Regions from separate parts of the Homo sapiens genome. Here region 2 is linked to region 1. A link is a loop called in an ENCODE intact Hi-C map of the cell type or tissue named here. Cell type or tissue: prostate gland. All regions are shown on one strand. Links, peaks and the distances in the headings refer to the core of each region. The heading gives the core; the rest is flanking DNA. Region 1 overlaps ATRNL1 (attractin like 1). Region 2 has its middle 22 kb from the start of GFRA1.

Region 1 (5,385 bases), core at 276-5,275:
TTTAACTACCTTTTACAAATGTTACAAAATGTATTTTAGAGGCGACATCTCTCAAGATGACCTGAGTTCCTTCCTGCCAACTGTTCCACCTAGAATACAAGTAGAGAAGAGCACTGGCTGGCAAGCATCAACAGGAGTCTTCTTCCCAACACGAGCGCATCCATGTCCTGAGAAAAAGTCTGTGGTTTAGAAAATATGTCCATGGTTGCCCACAGTCAGCACACTCTTAGTGACTCAAAATTCTGAATTATGGCAGAAAGGAAAAATAAAACATACTTCACATTAGAACACAGAATCATTTACATCCTAATACTGACCACAGTTCACTAAAGCTCAGTAGCATTAACAGATATAGTTTGGAATTGCAGTTTCCTCACTTCAGGGTGACAAGATATGTATAACAGTGACAGAAATCTCCAAAGCTGCTGTATATGATATAGCTTTGTTAAATATGAAGGTCCTTTAAATACAATTGATGTTTAGTACTATATATGTACTTTTCACATTCTTTGGATTTCTGGAAGGTTATGACACTTTACTGTTTACAGCTAATGCATAGTTACTTGCATGCCATGGTTGTACAGTAGCAGACTATGACCCTATTGTGATATTAAGTGTTTATTTCATAATGCCATTTATACATAGCTGAATTTGATGAGGATTGAATGTCATATATAAGAGGAATGATCATACAATATGTAGTTGCATCTTATATAAGATTTCTAGGTTGCATCTAACCATGACTATGTCATTATTTTGATAATTAGGCATTTATGAATTATAGTATATATTCCTCATGTTGGCATGATAATTTTGCTATTTTCCATGCATTAAAAATAAGACAAATTCTTAGAGTAATTTTAGTAATTTTATCTATAATCTGTGGGGTTTTTTTGGAGGGGGAGGCCACTGGTTGTTTCTACTTCCCTGTGATATTTTCTCTCTCATTAAAGGAATGAGCTAAGTTTGTAAATATCTCCTAAAAACAATCAAGTAATTTTATTAGCTTCTTTTGGACCCTCTAAATATTGACTTCTCTCATGAAAAAATAAATTGATGAAACTAATGATTACAAAGATATAATCATTTTTTAAAAAGTGATTGCCCAATGTATTTCTCTAACAATTGTCACAAGAGAAAGCATAACAATAAAAATACAAAAACATACAGATTTAGATGTAAAATCTATATAAGCTATATTTTTAGGGAGGCTAAGCAGATAGTATTACTGTGGAAGAATTATCAAGTTTTATTCACCTCAAATCCCACTGGGTTCTTAAAACTTGAAAATTCAAATTGTAGAGAATTATGAGACACAATGTGATGTTTAGTTAAAGTCATGCTATACCTTTCTGGGCCACATATTGCTAACTCTGTGGCTAATTATGCAATTAATTCTCAACGTATCAAAGCTTTTCACTGGCAGTAAATTCTTTGCCCTCAGGTGAAGTGGATTGAAAAGACATCAAGGATCAAGGATAATCACTTTGAATCTGTTGGTTTTTCCCCCTACATTCCAGACACTTTAAATTTGGATGCTTTCATTTTTTTTAAATCAAACCACACAAATATGCAGATACTTTCCCAGAATTTCGCAGTTAAATGGCTGATCCTCTTGAAAACTAACCTTAATGGAATTCTAAACATTTCAGTTTAGAATGACTTTGAAAAATTCCTTAGATTTTTAGGATGTTTTATTCTGCCAAGTATGAAAAAAAAATGGTTAAATACAATGGAGTTTTAAAAATTAACCTGGGGATTCTATTTGAACTAGAAAATTCCTATTGGAAAAGAATTTGCACATACTTACAGATTCAGCTAATAAATTTTAAGAGGATTAGGATTCTCATAATTCTTTAAATGAAAATTTGTTTTAGTGATACACAGAGATGCCGTATACTATAGTGTTATGTTCAGTAGGAAAACTTCAAATAGTTCGTATTTAAAAAGGTAATTGATCCTTGCTGTACTTCCCAACATCTCATCTTCTTTTAGCTGCAGTAAGATAGAGGTGACTGTATGGCTACAGTTCATGGTATAAGGTCATTTAGGGTGCACACTGGCACACAGGCTGGAAAACGGGCACTGGACCCAGCTTTCAGGTGTGTGGTGCTGGGTAAGTTTCACCTTTGAAGCCTCAGCCTTCCATCTGTAAAGGGCGGTAATGGTGCCCACCTTTCGAGGCATTGCGAGGCTAGATGGTAACACACAGAAAGCTCCCACAGTGGGACCTTGATGCAGCGTAGCTGGTATTAACAACCGTGGGGACACCAGGCCACTCTTTTTCTACCAGTTGTTTTATGAATCCACCTATTAATTTTCATCCATCTTTTGGTCGTAGGTAAAGGTCAATCAGGTTTTTCAAAAAGACTCCCTGAATAACTTAAGTTCCTGTATTTCTAAGATATAGGGATTTCTACAAAACGACTTTGACATTTAGTCAATAAAGACTTAAACTCTTCTTAAATCTATAGTTTTAGGAGAGTTTTTCTTAAAATTACTGACTGATGACATTGAGACAAGAGCATCAATGATCACCTTTCACGTACAAACTAGGCAAGACAGGGTCAGTGCTTACATTTTGTGGTTATACATGATACATCTTTTCTCAGTGAACATAAAACTATGATTTGAAAGGTGTCTTATATTTAAAAAAGATTGTAAAATGAAAACTGACCAAATGAACTAATTCTACCCACCTATGGTCTTTTTAAATGTCGAGTTTCAAAACCCATTTGCCGTATACTAGAGTGAGCTTGGAAACTTACCTGATTACAGGAATTGCTTGGGTTCAGGCAGATTCCCACTTTCACCTCTAGAGATTTAGATTCAGAAACACTGGGGTAGGCCCTGGAGAGCAGTACTCTTAACAAGCTCCTCAGTGCTTCTTACCATTAGGCAAATTAGGGAAACACTGCATTGGGTCAAAGTGCTGCCTTTAATCGACCATTAGAGGGAGTTCTCTAAATAACAAAGTTATTACTCTAATTCAAAATGCTTTAAAGAATTTTCCAAGGAATACAAGCCATCTGGTTGGTGTTAGTTATAGCAGTGATTTCATTAGAGTGTACATTTAACATTTTAGTTTTATCAAAATTTTTTGAAATTAAGAATTAGAACCAGAGCTCCTATCAGTATATATGTACACAGGTGTGCATGCCAGTGTTCAAAAGATTGTGTAAAAGTTCAAGCCCGTTTTAGAAAGCCAACATTTTATGTTATAATATGCTGTTAATCAGGACTTTATTAAATAAAAACATTGGCTCTTCCAACCCCCACTGCCAAATGCAGTTTTGTTTTGTTTTTGTTTGTGTTTTATCCTTTCGTGGTCACACAGGAAAAAGCACTCTGAGAACTTGAAAAAGCCCCTCTCCATCGAAGAGGTGATTATATAGTTTGTTATTGAATTTTGACATTCAAAATACATTTCCCCCTCTTTTTCTCTTCACCAGATTTGCATTGACCTTTCCTGTACGTTCTCTGTGAGGGGCTTGCTGAGCACTTGGAATGTTCCTGAGAATTAAAGGCAAAACTCACAAGGCCCAGCAGCTAAGAATCTAGCTATAATGAGGGTCTACGCCACAGGACATGTGTTATAGAAATTGCTCTTACTTAGAATAAAAGTCAGCTATCTGAGACCAGGGCAGCTCTGGCATAGCTGACTCTTCTGGGAAAAGCCTGCAGGTTCTCTGGTAAGCTCTGGGCTTGGTCCTTATGTGGCCATCTGGGGCCCAGCCTTCTTTCAGTGGCACTGCTCTGCTAGGCCTCTGTAAGGTCTCACCGAGAAGAAAACCAAGGAGGATCTAAACTTCTCTCTTCTCTCCAACCCCCTCCCCCCACACCACCTGGGCCCAGCACCTGGGATACCTTCTGGGCTCAGGGCCTCAAGCAGGCTCTTCCAGGACCCTGACCTGAGGCCTAACCCTGAGGCCGGCCCTGCCTGTGCTCCAGAGGTTGGAATGGTGGTCTCCTCCCCGTCGCACCTCCAAGAGGCCAGGCCAGGAAGGGGCTGGGAAGAAGAGGACCACCGAACCTTGAGAAACATGCCCAGCCTGGCTGCCGCCTCCCAGGAACATCAGAGAAGAAAGAGAAGCTTTTCGAGGGTCCTGGATGAAGATGCGCCCAAAGTAGGTAGAGGGCTGTTGGGTGGACTCTCGCCACAGACAGCAGCAGCTGCTCTGTGAATATCTAAGCCTTGCACACTCTCCTTTTCAGCTTTTTGATGGTGGATCAGTGGCTGTAAGGAGATTTGGAAAGTTTAGCTTAAAACTGACTTTTCTCTGGCCTAAAAGGATTTGCTCAGAGAAATCACCTGTGAGTGGCGGATGTGCGTGATAGGCGTTCTTTCAGCTCCAACCTATAACCCTTTTGGTAAACACACAATTCCTGCTCCAGATTCTTACATGCTTCCTCGCTTGTTTAGAATCAGGGTACCTGGCATGGCCATGGCAGCCAAGAGATTATCAAGCTTTACCTTCTCCAGCCCTACTATGAAAATAGCTACTATTGTTTTGTTTTCCAAATATGAAACAACAGTATAATTTTAAATGAGCTTCTGTAAACTACACCCCCCACCCCCCACCCCCATTCTAACCTTCTCCCACTTCAGGGATTGGGTGCAGAGTAGTTTTAATTGAACAAGAAACCAAACCCCTGAAAGACCATTGCAGAAACACTATATTCTCACCGTCAAAAGCTTTAACCCGTGTTATTTTTGGCAGAAGTGGTATTTTCTGGTTACTTTTGGCAGAAGTGGTATTTTCTGGTTATTTTTGGCAGAAGTGGCATTTTCTGGTTATTTTTGGCAGAAGTAGTATCTGGCCTGAGTGGTATTCACTCAGGGAAGATAGTTGTTTAAACATGAGTTTCTTTAGCCTGGCTGTGTGCACAGTCAGGAAATCTCACTCTAGAAAATCTGCCTAGGAAAATAGCATTACCGAGCAAATTCTTTTATAATTCTTTGTGTTTCTATAGCCTCTATTGCCCAAAGATATTTTAAATTTTGTTCTTTCCAGTGACATACAAGTTTTCTTAGAACAGGTCCTGTGTGAAGAAATACTCGAATTTTAACTCAAATGCCGAGTTGTTTTTTTTTTTCTTTTTTTTAATGCCATGGGCCGGTTATCTAAATTTCTGAGTAAGCGGGGATAAAAATGCTAACTCATGTAGGTTTTGTGATGAGTTTTTGTTGTTGTTGAAATAAGTAGATCATAGTTAAATGTTCTCTCCTTTTACTATGAAAAGGTCCAGGTTTAAATTCAGTGAATCATGAGCGTTGATTTTTTCCTTGATTTTTTATTGTTGTTGGGGTAATACTAAAGTGCTTCTATGTGCCACAGTTCCCAAATAATTAAACTGCAATCGGAACCAATGCTATGTGTTGCC
Region 2 (5,385 bases), core at 244-5,243, 350 kb after region 1:
AAGAAATATCATGTATCCATTTATCCATTTACTTACAGTGAGCCAGGTGATGTGCTAGGTGTTGAAAACTTACAGGAATTGTTGTACTATATAATTTTGTTAATTGTTTTACAAAATCCACATATATCACTTGTCAATAATTTTTCTCTGTGCTGATCCCTAAGAACATCAAATAATTAATACTTACACACTTATCTGTAGGCTCCTGAACTGATGGCATGAGAATTCTTTTTCCTCCTCTGTAAGTGATGGAATTTACCACTGGTGATCATTGCTGAGTTTTTAAGGCATTCTTTATTTCAACTGTTAACCTATCTTTTTGCTACCATTGATTTCTGGGTTTCCATGTTTAAGGATGACTTGCATATTTACCAAAGTTCATCAAAGCTGTAAGAGTTATCTTGACACATTGATAGAAAGCTGTGGTTCTTTGAGAGGGAAGATAGAGGAAGTCATTTATGACTAAATTACTTTTTAAAAGCCTGATACTATGAAAAGAACATCTAATGATACATAATTTTAAAGTGCAATTCAAAGATAAAAGGTTTAGACTGCAGAGGTCTCAAAGAAATTCAGGAGAACACTTTTCTGAATATTTACATCACTTAACGTAGCTGATATCATAGTCTACCTTGTATTAAAATTATTATTTTACCTTATCAGAGTACAAGTTTCTTGAAGGTAGGAACCATTTCTTAATCTTTATCTTTGAATACCTCTCAGCATTAGCGCTGAGTAACCTCCAGCATTGAATAACTCACAGTATATCATGTACTGAACACTACATAGTAAAATAGATACCCAATAAACATTCAATGATTGGACAAATAAATGAACATGATTCATGGAAGAGCAATTTGGAAAGAAGCAAACTTGAGTTACCATTTGCTTAAAATAAACACACTTCTGTGTCAGAGCAAGTAGGTGGCAAAATGATGATTTAATATAAAAACAAAATACTGCAAATAAAACATTTACTTTATTTTCAAAGGAAAGGAGTTTCAAAAATCTTTGAGAAGCTTGTCATTCATTCTTCAGAAAAAGCCCTTCTTGGAAGTGTGAGTACTCCGATCTGGAAGGGCAAACCAGATTAAATATCAGGCAGAGAGAAGTTGAATACCCTGTGCTTCTTGAGAAAAAGAGACTGCTTAGTGTGGGCTATGGAATCCAAGAAGACTAGTAGACATTTTTTGTAGTTTGTGCGTTGACAAGCCCAGTGACTCAGATTGACACCTAATGAGTGCTTTGAAGAAAGCATTCAGGAGAACACTTTTCTGAATATTTACATCACTTAACGTAGCTGATATCATAGTCTACCTTGTATTGATTTGATTACCTTGTAGGTAAGGAGAGAGGAAGAGGGTAGAAAACAAGGGATGCAGAGGAAAAGGAAGGAGGAAGTTTTAACTTAAATTTGAAAGGCTCTTTCTTTCCCTTCTCTTCCAGAGAAAGAGCGTGACTTAAACAAAGCAGTCAGTAAAAAAAAGATGAGCCTTAAACTATTATTTTCAATGACTTTGAAACATCTTCTTCTGGAATAACCTTTTTGAAAATAATTTCATATTTGGTCATTTTGGGGAGAAAATTCTTGCAACCAAAGTTGTTTATGTTGAAGCTCACATATACCTGCTTATCTCCCATCTATCATTTCTGAGAGCTAAATCATGTCCCAGTTACTTGCTTCGCTGGCTTTCATGGGAAGGAATTCAAGAAAAATTTTGAATCTGTTTATTTCTATAGATTCTCGGGAACTGACTTCCTGGGAGTGCGATGATATTATGCAGATTATTGTATGACACATAATGGCCCAGTGATTCCCAGTTTTTTGGCCTACATTTAATTGGAACACTTACTTTTAGAGAAACTTCAGTTGAAGTCAAATTCTTTGTAAACTAGGGGAAGCAGAAATAGCAAAGTGAAGGGAGAGGCTAAGAAGTCAAGAGAGAAGACTTGGAAAGACAGAGAAAGGAGTTTGCAAAGTCCTGTGATTCTCCCCAAATGCAAAAATGAAATTTGGCTGATGTACTGTAACTTAAACCATATTGTTTCTGGTGAGTATAATACTATATAAATTTTTAAATCCTGTCATTTTATGGGGCTGACTCGAGAAGTCTGGACAGAATGGGTTTACAGTGTATGTCAGAAAATCAAAATCAAGTGCAAAGGCTTCATTTCAGCTTGTTCTGGGCTGCGTCTTATGGAACCAGGACTAAAGCCAGCAATGCAACAACTTCCCTCCACTGTCTGATGCTACCTCATATATCACTCCTGGTATGTCACTGGCACTGCTAAAAAATGAATTTTTAAAAAAATCTGGGAATTATCAACATAAGAAAATGATCATGTGCAGCAATCTACTTCCAGTGATTTCTTGTTTCTAAAAGGACACAACCTGAGGTGCGGAGTCAGTCACCAGAGCACTCTGCTCTGAAGCAAGTCCATGCTGTGGCAGGCATCTGGTCTCTTATTCATCTCTCCATACCTGGCACAATAGGGAAGCTTCATAACTGTTTGTGGAATGGAGTGCGATGATATTATGCAGATTATTGTATGACACATAATTAGGGAGAGCCTTCTAATTTGTGAAGCAAGCAATTGCCCATGTGAAGTGATTACCCAATATAACAAGTGTTAATTACTCAGCTCTTTGGATTAATTCAATGTTGCCAAGAACATATTGTTTTGATTAATTTGAACCACATGAAATTGCCAACACTTGACCATTTTTGATCTCCCAAATTGCAGTTTCATATGGTTCAATCTAATATTCTAATTATCATATTAGTTGTAAGTTGAACCTTATGTGGTTGCTATTTGTATAGGACAAACACTGTTAACTACCAAAAACATCAGAGAGTTCAACTATCTACCCATTTAGGTATTATATAATTATTCATCATTACATGGTAAAAACAGCTACCACTATCTATTGAGTGTGTACTGTGTCCACATACTTTGCTAAGTAGTTTATATACTTTACTTTATTCAATCTTATGAGGTAGGTTCTAATATTATCCCTCAACTTATGCTGAAAGAGACCTTAGTGATCAACAGGTCCAATCTTTGTTTATTTATTTATTTATTCTTTTTTTTCTGAGACAGTCTCTCACTCTGTCACCCGGGCTGGAGTGCAGTGGTGTGATCTCGGCTCACTGCAACCCCTGCCTCTGGGGTTCAAGTGATTCTCCTGCCTCAGCCTCCCGAGTAGCTGGGACTACAGGGGCGCGTGACCATGCCCGGCTAATTTTTGTATTTTTATTTATTTATTTATTTTGAGAGGGAGTCTTGCTCTTTCGCGCAGGCCGGAGTGCAGTGGCGCTATCTTGGCTCACTGCAAGCTGTGCCTCCCGGGTTCACGCTATTCTCCTGCCTCAGCCTCCCGAGTAGCTGGGACTACAGGCGCCCGCCACCACGCCTGGCTAACTTTTTGTATTTTTAGTAGAGACGGGGTTTCACCGTGTTAGCCAGGATGGTCTCCATCTCCTGACCTCGTGATCCGCCTGCCTCGGCCTCCCAAAGTGCTGGGATCACAGGCGTGAGCCACTGTGCCCGGCCTAATTTTTGTATTTTTAGTAGAGACGGGGTTTAGCCATATTGGCCATGCTGGTCTCAAACTCCTGACCTCAGGTGATCTGCCCACCTTGGCCTCCTAAAGTGCTGGGGTTACAGGCATGAGCCACCGCACCCAGCCAGTGACAGGTCCAATCTTTACATCTGACAGGAGGCAGAGACTCAAAAAAGGTTACATTACAGCTGGCCAACAGCTGGGTTCTGGGCTGCCCTTAGCTCAAACTGAGAAGTAGGTAAAGCTATTCCCTGTCCTCCCACCTCCCTTTCCCAGGCCTGTCCTCTTTTTCTGTATTATTTATAAGAACATTAATAGCAGTGACGTTTATGGAGCTTTTTCTTAGAGACATGGCATAGTGTAATGTTTAAAGACTTTGGAGCCAGAGAGCCTGGACTCAAATCTTGGCCCCTCTACCTCCTCGTGTTTTATTCTCCAAGTCCTGATCATTACATAGCATTTCTCTGGCACTCCCTAGCCTTTCAAAGTACTTCTTTTTTATTTTCTTGTTTCCGTCCTGGTTCAGCTTCCTGTGTGCTCAACCTCTGTCCTCCCTCCATATGGTTTTTCCTTGATGATCTCATCCATTTTGACGGCTTCAACTCTCACCTCCTCGTCTTTGACTCCCAGATCTTTATCTTCTCTCCGTCTTCTCTTCCAAGGTCCAGGTCTAAATTTTCAGCTGTCTGCCAGACTCTTGTAAATGTCACACCAGAAACTTTAAGTCATGATGTCCAGAATCGAATTCATTGCCTCCGGCCATCCTCTTATTACCCAGGCTCAGCCCTCTTGTGTCTACTGCATCCCCCACTCAGGCAGCTGCTGAGCCTGACAGTTTCACTTCTGCCACTCCTCCTTTATTGCTCCCCTTCTTTTCGTTCCACCTGCCCACTCCAATCATGCCCTCACTCCCTTCCTCCTGGCCTTTTCCTTCCAGTTGGCCCCTACCCTCATTGCGGGGATGACCTTCCTAGACTTGAACTAGGATTCTGGCTCTCCTACCAGAGAACATTCAGTTGCTTCTGGTTGTCTGTAGAGGAAAGTTCAAATTCTGTTTGGCTCCAACTTTTCCAGTCCTAACTTCAACTTCTCTACTCCATATATCTGATATGCCACATGTACTGGACTACTCACTCCACTGCTTCCTGTATATCTATCTATGTTTCTACCTTTTGTCTATGTTATTCCCTTTGCTTCACGTTCTTTTCTCCATCTGTCTTACCCATCTTTCAAGATCCAACTCAAATGCCCCTTTCACATGTCTATCACACCATCATACACTAGGTCCTCAATTAAAATGTGAACACTAAATTGCTCAATGTGATTTTTAAAAATGATGTCTGCAAAGTAAAGTAATTGAACTGTACTTTTGAGTCAGTGAAAGAACAGACTCCAGACTACCTTTCTGTCTCCCAAAGTGTAGTCATCCTTTTAGAAGGGTGTTCCTCTCTTTCAGGCAGCAATTATTACAGTCAAGCTGGCCTGTCCAGCCTAAATCCTGTATCCTCTTGAAAAGCCTGAGAACATCTCATCCCTCATGAAGAGTCTAAGGTCTTCCTTCCTTTCTTTGAAGAAGCTCCCAGGATTCTTGGGTGGCAACACTTTGACCTTCTTTTTCCCTTGGGCATGCTAAACTCAGCTGTCCTTTGTAAGGATTCATTACTCAGAGTACTCAGTTATTTCAAACCCCAAACCTGTAGGGAAGAAGGTTTTTTTTAAAAAAAAATACTATCCCTGTGTGTTTGTGGAGAGGACGGTATATTTGATGAGGGCAGAGAAAGGTTTTGAAAGTAATCATAGGCTGCTCTTATGATTACCAA

What was found. A loop is a pair of places that touch in the nucleus more often than their neighbours do. Peaks named below come from ENCODE experiments on the same cell type or tissue, not always from the same donor. Only the 100,000 strongest peaks of a DNase experiment are listed, where the experiment ranks them.
Region 2: it touches region 1 in a loop (2.2-fold over the local background); 19 of 110 quality-filtered maps call a loop at or near these places.

The regions. Positions count from the first base shown.
Region 1 is chr10:115,945,714-115,951,098 of GRCh38, forward strand. ATRNL1 (attractin like 1) reads left to right here. Exons shown (of 29, transcript NM_207303.4): 29 at 1-3,286. Among named protein-coding and RNA genes, the nearest start is that of SNORD158, 250 kb to the right of the region's middle. In prostate gland, for the core only: a CTCF peak has its summit at 2,968; no DNase peak of the experiment used is centred there.
Region 2 is chr10:116,292,334-116,297,718 of GRCh38, forward strand. No RefSeq gene overlaps it. Among named protein-coding and RNA genes, the nearest start is that of GFRA1, 22 kb to the left of the region's middle. In prostate gland, for the core only: no CTCF peak of the experiment used is centred there; no DNase peak of the experiment used is centred there.